Linked DNA regions of Homo sapiens: all the other regions are linked to region 3. Evidence: chromatin contacts called from ENCODE Hi-C or POLR2A ChIA-PET data. All regions are on one chromosome and are shown on one strand. Each heading gives the region's core, a stretch centred on a gene start or an enhancer-like site at or near the end of the contact. The rest is flanking DNA. Distances are from core to core; before and after follow the strand shown. Region 1 holds the start of DDR1 (discoidin domain receptor tyrosine kinase 1). Region 2 holds the start of LINC01149 (long intergenic non-protein coding RNA 1149). Region 3 holds the start of TCF19 (transcription factor 19).

Region 1 (4,159 bases), core at 919-3,418, 270 kb after region 3:
TTCCCACTTCCAGAAGGTGGCTGCCTCTGAGGGACTGAGGAAAGGCTGAGTTGCCTTGGAGACGAGGGCGGGTCTAAAGACAAGGAAGGCAGGTCACCCCAGGAGGTAGGAGGAGTGGGGGATACTCCCCCATCCCTTTGTCCTCCTCCAGCTGCTCCCACAATGCACTAGGGCAGGAATGTAAGAGGCAGCTGAGACCCCAGAGCTCTGAAGCAGCAGCTGAGGGGGACGACTGAGTTGTGGGGGGCACTCAGAGGCTAGAACCAGAAGGCATCACGCCTGGTCCCTTAGGGTCCAGCGCCGGGGAGCAGGCTGCCAGAGTCCCAGGAGACTGGCTTGGAATTCCTGGGTGCCGCTCTCCAACCCCACCTCTCTCGGGAACAGCGGGGCTCTTGTTCCCCTAAGTAACCTTCATGCCTATCCCAGATGAGTCATCAGAGCCACACAGAGCCGAGAGGAGCCCGGGGCAGAGATACAAAGGCAGGCAGAGGATACGAGGCAGGCGGAGACAGAGCGAGAGCCACAATGCAAGAGGTAAATAGAGCAGGCTCAGAAACACGGGGCACAGAGCCAAGCAGAGGAACACGGAGAAGCACAGAGACGTCTGGGCTGTCTGTTCTCCAACACCCCCAGTCACCTCATCTCTCTCCACTGGGTCTTCAGTCCACAGTCAGAGACCCAGAGGGCAAGAGAGGACAAGCCCAGAAGACCTTCCCCAATCCCACCCCCTTCCACTCCATTACAACCAAAGACAAACCAGGGGCCAGGCCACCCTGCCTCAAGCCCTTCACGCTCCTCTCCCAACCCCCAAGTCCCACTCAGACAACACCCACACAGCTCTGTACACACACACACGGTGAAACACACAAACTTACTGAACTGGCTGTAAACAGCGAGGCTAAATGTGGCATGCACACACCCACCTCTCAGTGTCCCTGACAACCCTCACAGAGTTTCTGAGACAGAGCAAACACAGAAGCTCATGCATACATCAACCCGTCCACACCTTGGCATTCCTTCAAGTCCAACCCCATCGCTCAGTGAATAGCCACCTTCAGACACCTGTGAACATGAAATGACAGACACCACATGCTCCTGTGACCAAAAGACAGCATGAGACACACACACCCGGGCCCTTGGGCACAGGATCCCCAGAGAACTGGGGCCCAGCCTCTAACACACATGGGTGACCAAGCCAGAGGGACGTCGAGGGGGCAGGGAACAGGTGGGCGCTGGGTGGGAAGAGTGGCAATAAGGACAACAGCCTTTCCCTGCCTTTCCACTCACTCCCCTTTCACCTGTCTCCACCACACCACTCAGTCCTGGACACACCTACAGGCCCTCAGCAACAGCCAGCGAGCTTGGGCGCCTGCCTCTGGCTGCTGGAAGCGCTGGGAAGAAATGTTCAGCCAAGAGCCAGGCATGGGGGGGTGGGACCCTGAAGCTGGCGCTCACCGGCAGTGACATTCTCTCATGCCAGAGCTAATTGACCATCCAGCCGGGAAGAGTGGTGTCACTGGTGGGTTAGAGTGGCAGTCCCTCTTTTTGCTGGACTGTGACCAGACTGACCAACTGGGTGTTGGCTGAGCGGAGGCTTAGCAGTTAGATGCCCGCAGGGACTGGCCAGGTGGAGGGCAGGCGATAGATGAGCTGACTCAGTGGGGCTGCACAGGAGCACCTCCTCCCGGGGCTCAGTTCCTCCGCACTGAGTGAGAGGGGACTTGCCTCAAGGCTGGAGGCTCAAAACTCTTTCTGGGAGGTCACGGGCTTCACCTCCACCCAGTCCCCGCCCCCGGTTTTCAGACGGTATGCCAGAGCATCGGGGAGGCGGGCAGGGAGGCTTAGAAGAGCTGGACGACCAAGCATGGCTCGGGACGTCCTGCCTCCCCCGCCCCTCGCCCTGCAGGCGCCGCCGCGCGCCCCCACCCCAAGAGCCCCAGGCCTCCGCCCGCGGGTTCCGCCGCCGCTCTCCCTACCTCTCATCGCTCTTCCCGGCAGACCCAGGCGTCCGACCCGGGAGCGGGGCCTCTTCGGCGGCGGGGCGAGGGGCGGGGGAGGCGGAGGGAGCCAGGAGCCGGGAGCCGGGAGCGGGAGGCGCCGGCGGGGCTCGGGTGTCGGGAGGCGGCTCCCGAGAGCAGCTGTCGGGGGCCTGTTCCGGGGAGAGGAGCCAGGGCTGGGGCGGCTCGGGCCCAGGCGCCGCCTCCCCCTCGCCTCGGCTCCCTCCCTTCCTCCTCCCGCTCCTCGCTCCCCTCCCTCCCCTCGGCCTTCTCGCCGCGCGTTCGGGCTCGCAGCCCTCCCTTCCCCCTCCCGGACCCAGTAGTCCCAGTGGCTCCCACGCCCGGCGCCGAGCTCCAGGCCCCGCGCCCGCCACGCCCACCCCGCGCGCTAGCGCCCGGCCCGGCCTCCCCCAGGTAACCCGCCCGCCAAGCCCGCCTGGGCGCTCCCAGGCCGCCCAGCCGCCCGCGCCGCTGCCTCCGGCCGGCTCCGCGCCCAGCCCCCTCCACCCACTCGCAGCCCACCCCCGCTTCCCCAAACGAGAACCTCCAAAGCTGGCGCCCCAGGGGGCTGGCTGCAGTCCCGCTCAGGGCCCACGAGGGGAAGACGCCCCTCCTACTTCTGGGATCGGTTCCTGGTGGGAGAGGCAAAGGGGAGCAGCCCCAGGGCACAGAGGAAGAAGCAGGTTCCCACAGGCTCGGCCCAGCCCAGCTGCGGGAGTTAGCCCAGAGAAGGGAGCAGAGCTCAGGTCTCAGGGCTCACCTGTCCAGCCAGGCCCCAGACTGCTCTTCTCCCTCCACCAACCTTTGCTCCTCTCTCGCAGCCTGTGCGCTCCCGCCCCTACGACCCAACCTGGAAGGCCCCAGACCCTGAAGGCGGGCCCACTCTCTTCTCCTTCTCCTCTCAGTTCCTCTCTCTGAAGGGCGTTCTAAGGGACCCGGGGGTCCAGACGCCCAGGCCCTGATTCCCCTGGGCTCCCAACGGAGTGGAGTGGGAGGGGGACTCAGGAGTCCTCAGGGCAAGCCTCCCTCAGGCCCAGCCAGCTCTGGCCGTAGTGGGCCAGAGGGTCTGATCACTGGCCAGAAGAGGCCAAAAATGAGGCCAGGACAAAGTTGAGTGGTCGGGAGGAGGAAGAAGAGGAGCAGGAGAAGGATGGAGGCACACTGAAAATCACACACAGTCAAAAGGAAGGGGACCAAGAGACCCAGGGAAGATGAAACAGTGAGACTGAGTAGGCAAAGCAACTGAGAGAGCTACTGGGCAGAGGATGGAGCGGGACAGAACAGCTTGTGGTGGGAGGTGCTTTTTCCCCACTCAGCACTACCTCAGCCCCTCACCTCTCTCCACACCCCCACACCTGCTCACCACCTAGACAATGTCACGGTCACAGGAAGTTCTCGCTCCACTGCACATCTCCGCCCCAGGAACCTCACAGTAGATAAAAACATACCCTGCTTGCAGTCCCAGACAACAATCCCAAGAAAGAAACACGAAGTCCCAACCAGACAAGTACACAAAAGCACTACCAGGAAGAAGCTGGCCCTTGGGAAAGGCCGAGGCACACATGGGCACTAGTTCAGAAGCCCAAGGACGTTCCAACGGCTGAGGGACCTGCTAACAGACAGCCCCAGGGTCACTCGAAGAGCAGCTTCTTCCCGCCTTCCTGTCCCACCAAGCCCCCAGGGATTCATTCCCCCAGAACACCTACCCCTCCAGAGAACAGCAGCTGGGGAATCTAGGCCCAGGAGACGCTGGACTGGGGGTGGGGCCAGCCTGGGGGTGGGGCCAAGGCTTCCCAAGTCACCTCACCTGGCAGCCCACAGCCCCTCCTTCCAGGAGCTGTGCTCTGGGAAAGCCCCAACAGGCCTGCCAGGCAAGCTACAGCCCGTCATACCCTGGTGGGACATTCCACACCCCAGGCCCACGCTGACCCCAGCTAAGTGGCATGGCAGTGCCAGACAGAGGGGTCCACTGGGGAGAGCAGAAGGAGCTAGAGAGTCCTGAAACCTTTGTCCCCTCTTCTCACTGCCTCAGGAGAAATTCCTAGTGGTGATGCCCACCTCGCCCCAGCTCTAGGCTGGAGGAGTGGGAGGGATGCAAGGCTGGGGCCCAGTGGAGTCAAGTGACAACGGAAAGGGAGCTGGAGCCAGCTGGAATGCGGGAC
Region 2 (3,865 bases), core at 1,009-3,508, 280 kb before region 3:
CATGCCAATCAATGGAACATAATAGAGAATGCAGAAATAAATCCATATATTTACAGCCAACTGACTTTTAACAAAGGTGCCAAGAACACACATTTGGGAAAAGGACACCCTCTTCAGTAAAAGGGCTGGGAAAATGGATATCCCGTATGCAGAAGAATGAAATTAGATTCTTATCTCTCACCCTATTAAAAATCAACTCAAGTTGACTTAAATAAAATGAAAGACCTGAAACTATAAAACAACTGGAAGAAAACAGGGGAAACATTCTAGGCCAGTGGTCCGGGCAAAGGTTTTATGGCTAAGACTTCAAAAATATAGAAAACACAAATAAAACCAGACAAATAGGACTATAATAACTAAAAAAGCTTCTGCATAGCAAATAAAACAATTGACAGAGTGAAGAGACAATCTGCTGAACAGGAGAAAACATTTTCAAACAATTTATCTGACAAGGGACTAATATCCAGAATACTATAAGAAACTCAAACAACTCAAGAATTAAAAAACCAAACAATCTTATTAAAAAGTGGGCAAAGGGCATGAATAAATATTTTTCAGAAGAAGAATATAAATGGCCAACAGATACATAAAAAAATGTTCAACATCACTAATCATTAGGGAAATGCAAATCAAAACCACAATGAGATGTCATCTTACCCCAGATAGAATAGCCACAACTGAAAAGACAAAAATAAAATAAATAAAATAAAATAAAATAACAGATGCTGGTGATGTGGAGAAAAGGGAACTCTTGTACGCTGTTGATAGGAATTTAAATTAGTACAGCCACTATAGAAGACAGTATGGAGAGTTTTAAAAAATCTAAAAATAGAACCACTATATTATCCAGCAATTCGGGGGTGGGTTTGGAAAGTGCTGGAGTTCAGGGATCAGGGTTGGCAGAGAGCAGGGCCTGGGGGTGCTTGGGTAGCTGGAGGAGAATGAAGGAGGCAGATGCCTGGGTACCAGGGTATCAAAGTGAGGGAAGTGCGGGGCTGTCCCAAGAGGGCAGGAGACTAACAGAAGAATTCTTGAGACCTGTTGGGAATAGGGAAGGGTGGAACCCTCAGGATCCAGGGCAAGGGGTCAGAATCTTGGGCCAGGCTCATCGCTGAGCTCTTTGTAACCCACCACCATCTTCAGACTCCCAGCTAAGTTGTGCACGTATCCTCCAAGAGCATCTCCTTGGCTGCCAGCAGAGGGACCTGCTCTCTGCCTGTGACCCTGTGGCCACTGGGCCTGGCAAGGTAGCTCCTGCTGTCAAAGACAATGAAGAGGCAGCCATCCAGCAAGCCGAGTGCTGTGACCCCAGGCTTCCCGGGGCTGGACTCTGCTAGGACAGTAAGGCCCGAGCACAGAAAGTGGGGCCCTCAACCTACCAGGGCTGGGCCCCTTAGCCCCTGTCCTTCACTCTCTTTTCTTCAGGATCCTAGGAACTCCCTCCTGCTTTACACACACCTACACACACACACACACACACACACACACACACACACCCCTTCTAAAGAAACACTTCCCACTTTTCTCTCCTCCCTGACTCCTTTCACCCTCCTCCTTTTTCCTCCTCCTCTTCCTCCCCCCCCCTTATAAAGAAAAAGGTTTAATTGACCTACAGTTCCAGTGTTTGGTATGATTCCTTCTTCTCTTATGATCCATTTCATCTCCCTTCTGCTCTCTGGAGCCTCCCTCCTTCCTGGACCGAGGCCCCAAGGTTGGAGCTCACAGACTGATTCCTGGGATGAGCAGCCTCCACCTGCAGGAGCAGTGGCAGGAACAAGGGAGGGGACAGGAGGCCAAGGTCCCATCCTGGAGGCTGGGGGACTGGGTCGTGCATTAGCAAGGGTTTGGGGTTGAGTCAGCTCCAGACCTGATCCTGCTGTTTTGGTCTGGAGGCCTCCCTCTGCCCTGAGACAAAAGTCCAGTCAATCAGTTGTGGGAGAAAACGTTCATATCAACATGGATTTTGGGAAGCTGGATGAACTCAGAGCCTGACACGAGACCGGGAGACTCTCTTCTGTGCAGAGTCCCGTCCAGGTGCGGGGAACAGGGGGAGAGCCTGGGACGTCCTGGCTGGGGAGAAAGGGGAGCGGGGTCCTCTGTCTTCAGTCCTGTGGCCACACGGGGGCGCCGCCACAGTGCTCTCGGATTCTGACTGAGCGCTTTCGGGGACCAGGCTGCGGGCTGAGTGGGGCAGACGGGGCTGATCCTGAGGTCATCCACGCCAGGATGGAGGCGTCTCCTGAGCAGCCCTGGAATCCACAGGACTCAGGCTAGATTTGCTTGTCCTGCAACGTGAGGCAATTGTGAAGTAACAAGGTCTGGCTCTAGAATTCTTATGGCGAATACGGCTGTCATAAAATCCAACCAGAATGAGAGTCCAGCGCCTGAGTTGACTGTCCTGGGCACACCCGGCTTTGACGGGGTTGCCAAAAACTTAACTTTGGCACTCACAGAAATTTCAATGATTGTGGAAAACTCCGAATAAGTGTGTACGATTTCATTTCTGATGTCTCTGGCGCTTTTGAAAGGCCAGAAAGAGCCATGCAAAGAGGCTGAAAGCCTCCTCTGGGAATTCTCAAATCCCTTTTCATAGCAGTAAATTGTACCTAGAGAGCCAAGACTGAAGGACATAGAGAGAAGGATCTGGAGACGGAGCCGTCTTTTCTGAGCAGCACGGACGGGGCTGTCAGGGCGCTTTTCCCCTCTGTGTTCAGCAGGATGGACTCTGCAGTGAGGCGCAGCCCCTGTCTCCCGGGAGCCTCAGGGCCACACATCCTCCCGATGCCCCATGTCAGGAGCATCTTTTTCCTTATCTTGTTTTTCACGACTCCTTTCCTTTTTCTGTCCTGTGGCTACTAATACAACAGACAGACAAGATCTTATAAGACCAGATAAAAGATGTCACTGATGATGGCTAAGACATGATTATGAAGGAACAGTGGAAGATACAGACAGAGCAAGAGAAAGAGACAAAACACAGAGAAAGAACAGAAATAGAAAAACACAGAAAAAGAATATCCATCCATCTATCCATGCTTCTGTCTACCTATCTACCTCCTTGCAAGGTAGGTACATCAACACTTTTTTTTTTTTGAGATGGAGTCTCGCTCTGTCACCCAGGCTGGAGTGCAGTGGCATGATCTCAGCTCACTGCAATCTCCGCCTCCTGGGTTCAAGCAATTCTCTGCCTCAGCTTCCCAAGTAGCTGGGATTACAGGCGTCTGCCACCATGCCCGGCTAATTTTTGTATTTTTAGTAGAGATGGGGTTTTACCATGTTGGTCAAGCTGGTCTCGTACTCCTGACCTCGTGATCCACCCACCTCGGCCTCCCAAAGTGCTGGGATTACAGGCATGAGCCACCGCGCCCAGCCACATCAACACTTTTAAATTCATGCTCCAATAAAATCACAAGCTTTTTTTTGCTGGCTCACACCTGCCTCCTTCATCCAGCTGACTGATGTATTTGCTGAAGTCTTGCCATGTTCTGCACTGGGTACTGAGCATTGGAGTCTAAACAGGAACAGATCCCTGTGATGCACTCACATGGGGCCCTTTACTGTCCCGTCCCTGGCTGTGAGACATCCTCATCTCCCTGAGGCTCTTCTTTCTGGTTACTGGGAGAAGTTCCCGGCCCGCCTCCCTACTGACACCTGAGAGACTCCAACATCCTGGAACATCACTATCTTCGAATCGAGCACTGATTTTCAGCATTTATCCTGTGTCCACCACTTGAGTACTAAATACCCTTTTGATGATTTTCTCATTTAGAAGCTGCTAGAGAAGGATGCGGTTGTAACTTCAGGCATGTTGTTTAAGAGAAATCTAAAAATTAGGAAAATTCATGGAAAGGGCCTTTTCTGCTTA
Region 3 (3,913 bases), core at 548-3,047:
CCACCCTGCCTTAGCCTCCCAAAGTGCTGGATTATAGGTGTAAACCACCATGCCCAGCCCTGGACAAGTTCCTTAACCTCTTTGTGCCTCATTTTCCTTTACTGTAAATGAGGATAATATTAGTACCACCTACATTCAATACACTTAAAATAGGGCCTGGCTCATAACAGTAAGCACTAGATGAATGTTGGCTACTATAGTCTAATAACCATAACACTCCTACAGCTGACTTTACCAAGAGGCAGTGGCAAAACTCAAATGTGAATCTAGGCTTTCTGAGGCTAACTGCCTCAAGTCACGGAGAAAGACATGCCCAGATTATTAAAAACATTATTCAACATAGAACTGCCCTAACCCAGGAACAGAGTGCCTCAGCAAAGCTGGAAACTGAATCAAGTCTAAACTTGGCCTCTAGTGGCCTCAGAACATCCCCACTGTGATATCTTTCTGATGATATCCCAGGTCCTGTATGAGCTAAACGGGACCAAAAAGGGTCAGTCTGGCAGAGAGCTTCTGACTGTGCACACTTCTGGTGGGAAGATGAAGGTCTGGACCACGACCATCCATCCAATCTGATGGGAGTATGGGAGGCAGGCAGCAGGGTCTTGTGGAGACCTTACTCATTCCAGCCTGGCGCTTCAACCACCCAGGGGCAAAGCTGCCCTGCTTAATGCTCACCTTGGCTGCTGTGGTCTTCCAGGCTGACCCTCCAGTCATCACCCCGGGGCTCGGCATGCAGTTCGGCGTGGATCCCAGAGATGAGGCCAGGCTCCTGCTGGGGCCGCAGGGCCACATCACACAGGTCGGCCCTGTGGCCCAAGCGATAGGTGCAGCCAGCCCCGGCGGGGGGGTGGAAGGTGTAGAGATCACCGCCCCTGCCGCCCCCTATGCGCAGCAGTTGGAAGCAGGGCAGCATGGGCGGTGCCCCCTCTGCACCACCTCTTCCACTTCAGGCATCCATTTCCTTTCCCACTCCTGGGCCACGCACCGCTGGCTTAAGTTCGCTTCCCAGTCTGATGCAAACTTGAGTTGTGCTGTATGCGGTTTCAACTTTGAGCACACTACCTGAATAGCCCAAATTCAGAGTGCAAGCAGCCTAGGACTCAATGCAAAATTGGTTAAGCCGACTTGCAAATGAAAAATTCCAGGAAGGTCTCCGTGCAATGCAAACTCAGGAACACGTCCTATGGCACCTCACTTGAGCTGGATCCTCAGATCGCAAAATATTTGGGGAGCCTCCAATCTGCAAGGCAAGGATACTTTAGGCAGCTCCTGTGTGTGTCGGGGTGGCGGGGCGCGGGGAAGGAGGTCCTGTTATACACACGTCTACGTGCAATACGAACACATCACCTCTGTGTAATTCGGAGAAGAGTAGCTTCTTCCTGTCAAACTTGCTTATCCTAATAGAGCACTCCTGCTTGCCTGCGCCCCGATCTTCTGGCCAATCCCTCACTCATAACTGGTTGAACCTCCGAGGGCAATGAATCCACTGTCATCCCCCAAAAGAAAGTGCAAACGAGTCCTTAAGTACTCCAACAAATTGGACCTAAACCCCTACTTCCCGGCTTCTCTAGGTGGGATAAAAACAGGAAGGAGCTCCCCGCGATCATGCAAGGCATACCCGGCCTTTTCCCACTCCGCCCCAGCCCCGTTTCGGATCTACCCGCGCGGCGCAGTCTCCGAGTAGCCTCCTCTTCAAGCAGTGCCAGCCTGTGCGGCGGATCCCGGGACCCCTTGGGCTCCTCGGCAGGAGCCGACGTTGCTGCATCTGTTTGACAGCCAAGAAGCCGGGGCCAGGAGGGGCGCGGCCTCTGCGCGCGGGCAGCGCCTACCCCTCCTTCGGAATTCCCGGGCCCGAACTTCGCGCCGAGCGAGCCCGCCCCCGTGCCGTTCCCGATTGGCCAGCTCATGTGTTCTCTTCCGCGCCATTGGACAGCGCCCCAAGATCTCCCGCCTTCCACTTTTTCTGATTAGTTCACAAGTTTTCCCGGGTTGCCGCAGTGAGGAGGAGCCGCCTGGGCGCGGAGATGCTCCGACGCATTTAGTGGGCCCAAATTTAGACGCCACTGCGCCTGCGTACACCTTTCCCCCTCCTCCCAACAGAGTGAAATAGGACTTTAGGGCGCCCGCCTTGCGCAGGCGCGGTCAGGGGCAGAGGCGGGGCCGGGAGCGAGGCGTAGGGGGTGTGGCCAAAGCGCAGTAGGGGGCTCTCGCGGTTGGTAAGGGACGTTCGGGAAGAGTCGGTTGGGGGCGGGAAGGGGCTGAGCGGGGGTCCTGGGAGGGTTCAAGGGGTCCAAAGGGGAAGGGGGTACAGGGGCCAGGTGAAGGGACAGATGAAGAGATCAGAACAGCCTTAGAGCTCACGGGCTAACTGGGTGAAGCCTCGGGTATCTAGGGGAGCAGTGGTGGGAGAGTAGAGCCGGCTAGCGTACAGGGGGCGAGGGCAGGCTATTGAGAGATGGGGGTGAGGGTCAGGACCAGAATAATTCCTTCAGAAAAAGGTAGATTAGGTTGTAAAAAGGGACGGGAGTAGGGATCCCAGATTCGGGTAAAAAATAGATTAATGAGGGTGGGAGGGTGGGAGGAAGATCTTAAAGTGCCCACTATGTGTTAGGACTCGAGAAAGAGGAGGCGGGCAGCAGGCATGGAAGCTAAGGGGATAGTAGAGAGAAGCTGAGAGAACAGCCGCAGGAAAGATTTGAATAAGATGTCAGGACGCTGGCTTTTCTGCCTGGGGATCTAGGCGGCCTGGATTCCCAAGGTCTTGGGGAGGGTCTAGCCCTGCATGTGGCCACATTCAGCTGGGGCCAGGCCTTGGGCCAGCACTTTAACAGGGAAGGACCCAAGAGTCATGGCCTGCTGGTGTCTGGATGGGCTTCCCTCAGGCCTTGCTGAGCCATGGAGAGAACTCTGGAGATGGCGCTCAAGACCCCTGCACTGTGTACCTCCTTTCTCACCTCTGGCCAGGAGCAGCAGGGACCATAGAAACTTAAGGAGGAGGGTAGAGGCACTGCCCAGAATCCTGAAAGTATGAGTAAAGCCTCAGAGCCCCTCTCAGTCTGTCTCTTTCAGTAAATTCTCTCCACTTGATAGTTGCTTGGGTTCCATGAGGAACCAGGTTGAGACAAGCAAGTGAATTTGGGGTATCTCCTACTTTGGGGAAGTAGGAAAAGAGCTAAGCATCGGGTGGACCTGGCTATAATTCAAGGATTATGACTTTGTTATTGTAGGGGCTTTCTCTTTGGAAGGTGGCCTGAAAATTGAATTGGAGTGTCTTTGTTTCTCCTCTTGTCCAGGGGAACATAGATGGCTGGAGACAGAATCTAGAGCCTTCAAATAATGTGGAGATGTTTCCACCTTCAGGTCAGTGGGACCAGACAAGGGGAGTGGTGGTTGTCTCTGCCTGGGAAACTGACCATCTTTGTTTTTGTAATTCTTCAGGTTCCACTGGGCTGATTCCCCCCTCCCACTTTCAAGCTCGGCCCCTTTCAACTCTGCCAAGAATGGCTCCCACCTGGCTCTCAGACATTCCCCTGGTCCAACCCCCAGGCCATCAAGATGTCTCAGAGAGGCGGCTAGACACCCAGAGACCTCAAGTGACCATGTGGGAACGGGATGTTTCCAGTGACAGGCAGGAGCCAGGGCGGAGAGGCAGGTAGGGATCCATCCACGCCGTTTTCTCAGGCTTGCTTGCTAGTGACCCTTCCTCACTGGAATAAACTCCTTACCCTATTTCGGCCCTAGTTTCCAGAACGTACTCATTTTTATGTAAGCAATTAGTTCCTACAGTGCATAAATAATAAAGCAGTGTGCTAAGTGCTAGGGATGAGGATAACAATAGTGAATAAGACAAATCCTGACTTAAATTTGTAATTAATAAGGAATCTAAAATCCTAAGAGGGGAGATAGATTG

What was found. Hi-C counts contacts between places; a loop is a spot of excess contacts on that map. ChIA-PET counts read pairs that join two places held with the same protein, here RNA polymerase II (POLR2A). Pooled maps may share reads with other maps.
Region 1: a map with no recorded cell type shows a loop between it and region 3 (11-fold over the local background). The contact joins the promoter of DDR1 here to the promoter of TCF19 in region 3. A Hi-C loop is called at or near these places in 1 of 37 single-sample maps with no recorded cell type and 3 of 50 pooled maps. POLR2A ChIA-PET finds 5 or more read pairs at or near these places in 1 of 52 experiments (K562).
Region 2: a pooled map shows a loop between it and region 3 (2.8-fold over the local background). The contact joins the promoter of LINC01149 here to the promoter of TCF19 in region 3. A Hi-C loop is called at or near these places in 5 of 50 pooled maps. POLR2A ChIA-PET finds 5 or more read pairs at or near these places in 3 of 52 experiments (B cell, OCI-LY7 and activated B cell).

Annotation. Positions count from the first base shown.
Region 1 is chr6:30,882,528-30,886,686 of GRCh38, reverse strand. It overlaps DDR1 (discoidin domain receptor tyrosine kinase 1), which reads right to left and starts at 2,168. Exons shown (of 18, transcript NM_001297654.2): 1 at 1,977-2,168. RefSeq lists enhancers at 1-267, 1,283-1,790, 1,860-2,633.
Region 2 is chr6:31,440,060-31,443,924 of GRCh38, reverse strand. It overlaps LINC01149 (long intergenic non-protein coding RNA 1149), which reads right to left and starts at 2,258. Exons shown (of 2, transcript NR_144465.1): 1 at 1,614-2,258.
Region 3 is chr6:31,156,473-31,160,385 of GRCh38, reverse strand. It overlaps TCF19 (transcription factor 19), which reads right to left and starts at 1,797. Exons shown (of 4, transcript NM_007109.3): 1 at 1,664-1,797; 2 at 679-1,489. The coding sequence starts at 916. CCHCR1 (coiled-coil alpha-helical rod protein 1) reads left to right here and starts at 2,584. Exons shown (of 18, transcript NM_001105564.2): 1 at 2,584-3,001; 2 at 3,297-3,363; 3 at 3,442-3,655. The coding sequence starts at 2,786. RefSeq lists a silencer at 935-1,118 and enhancers at 2,342-2,842, 2,843-3,343.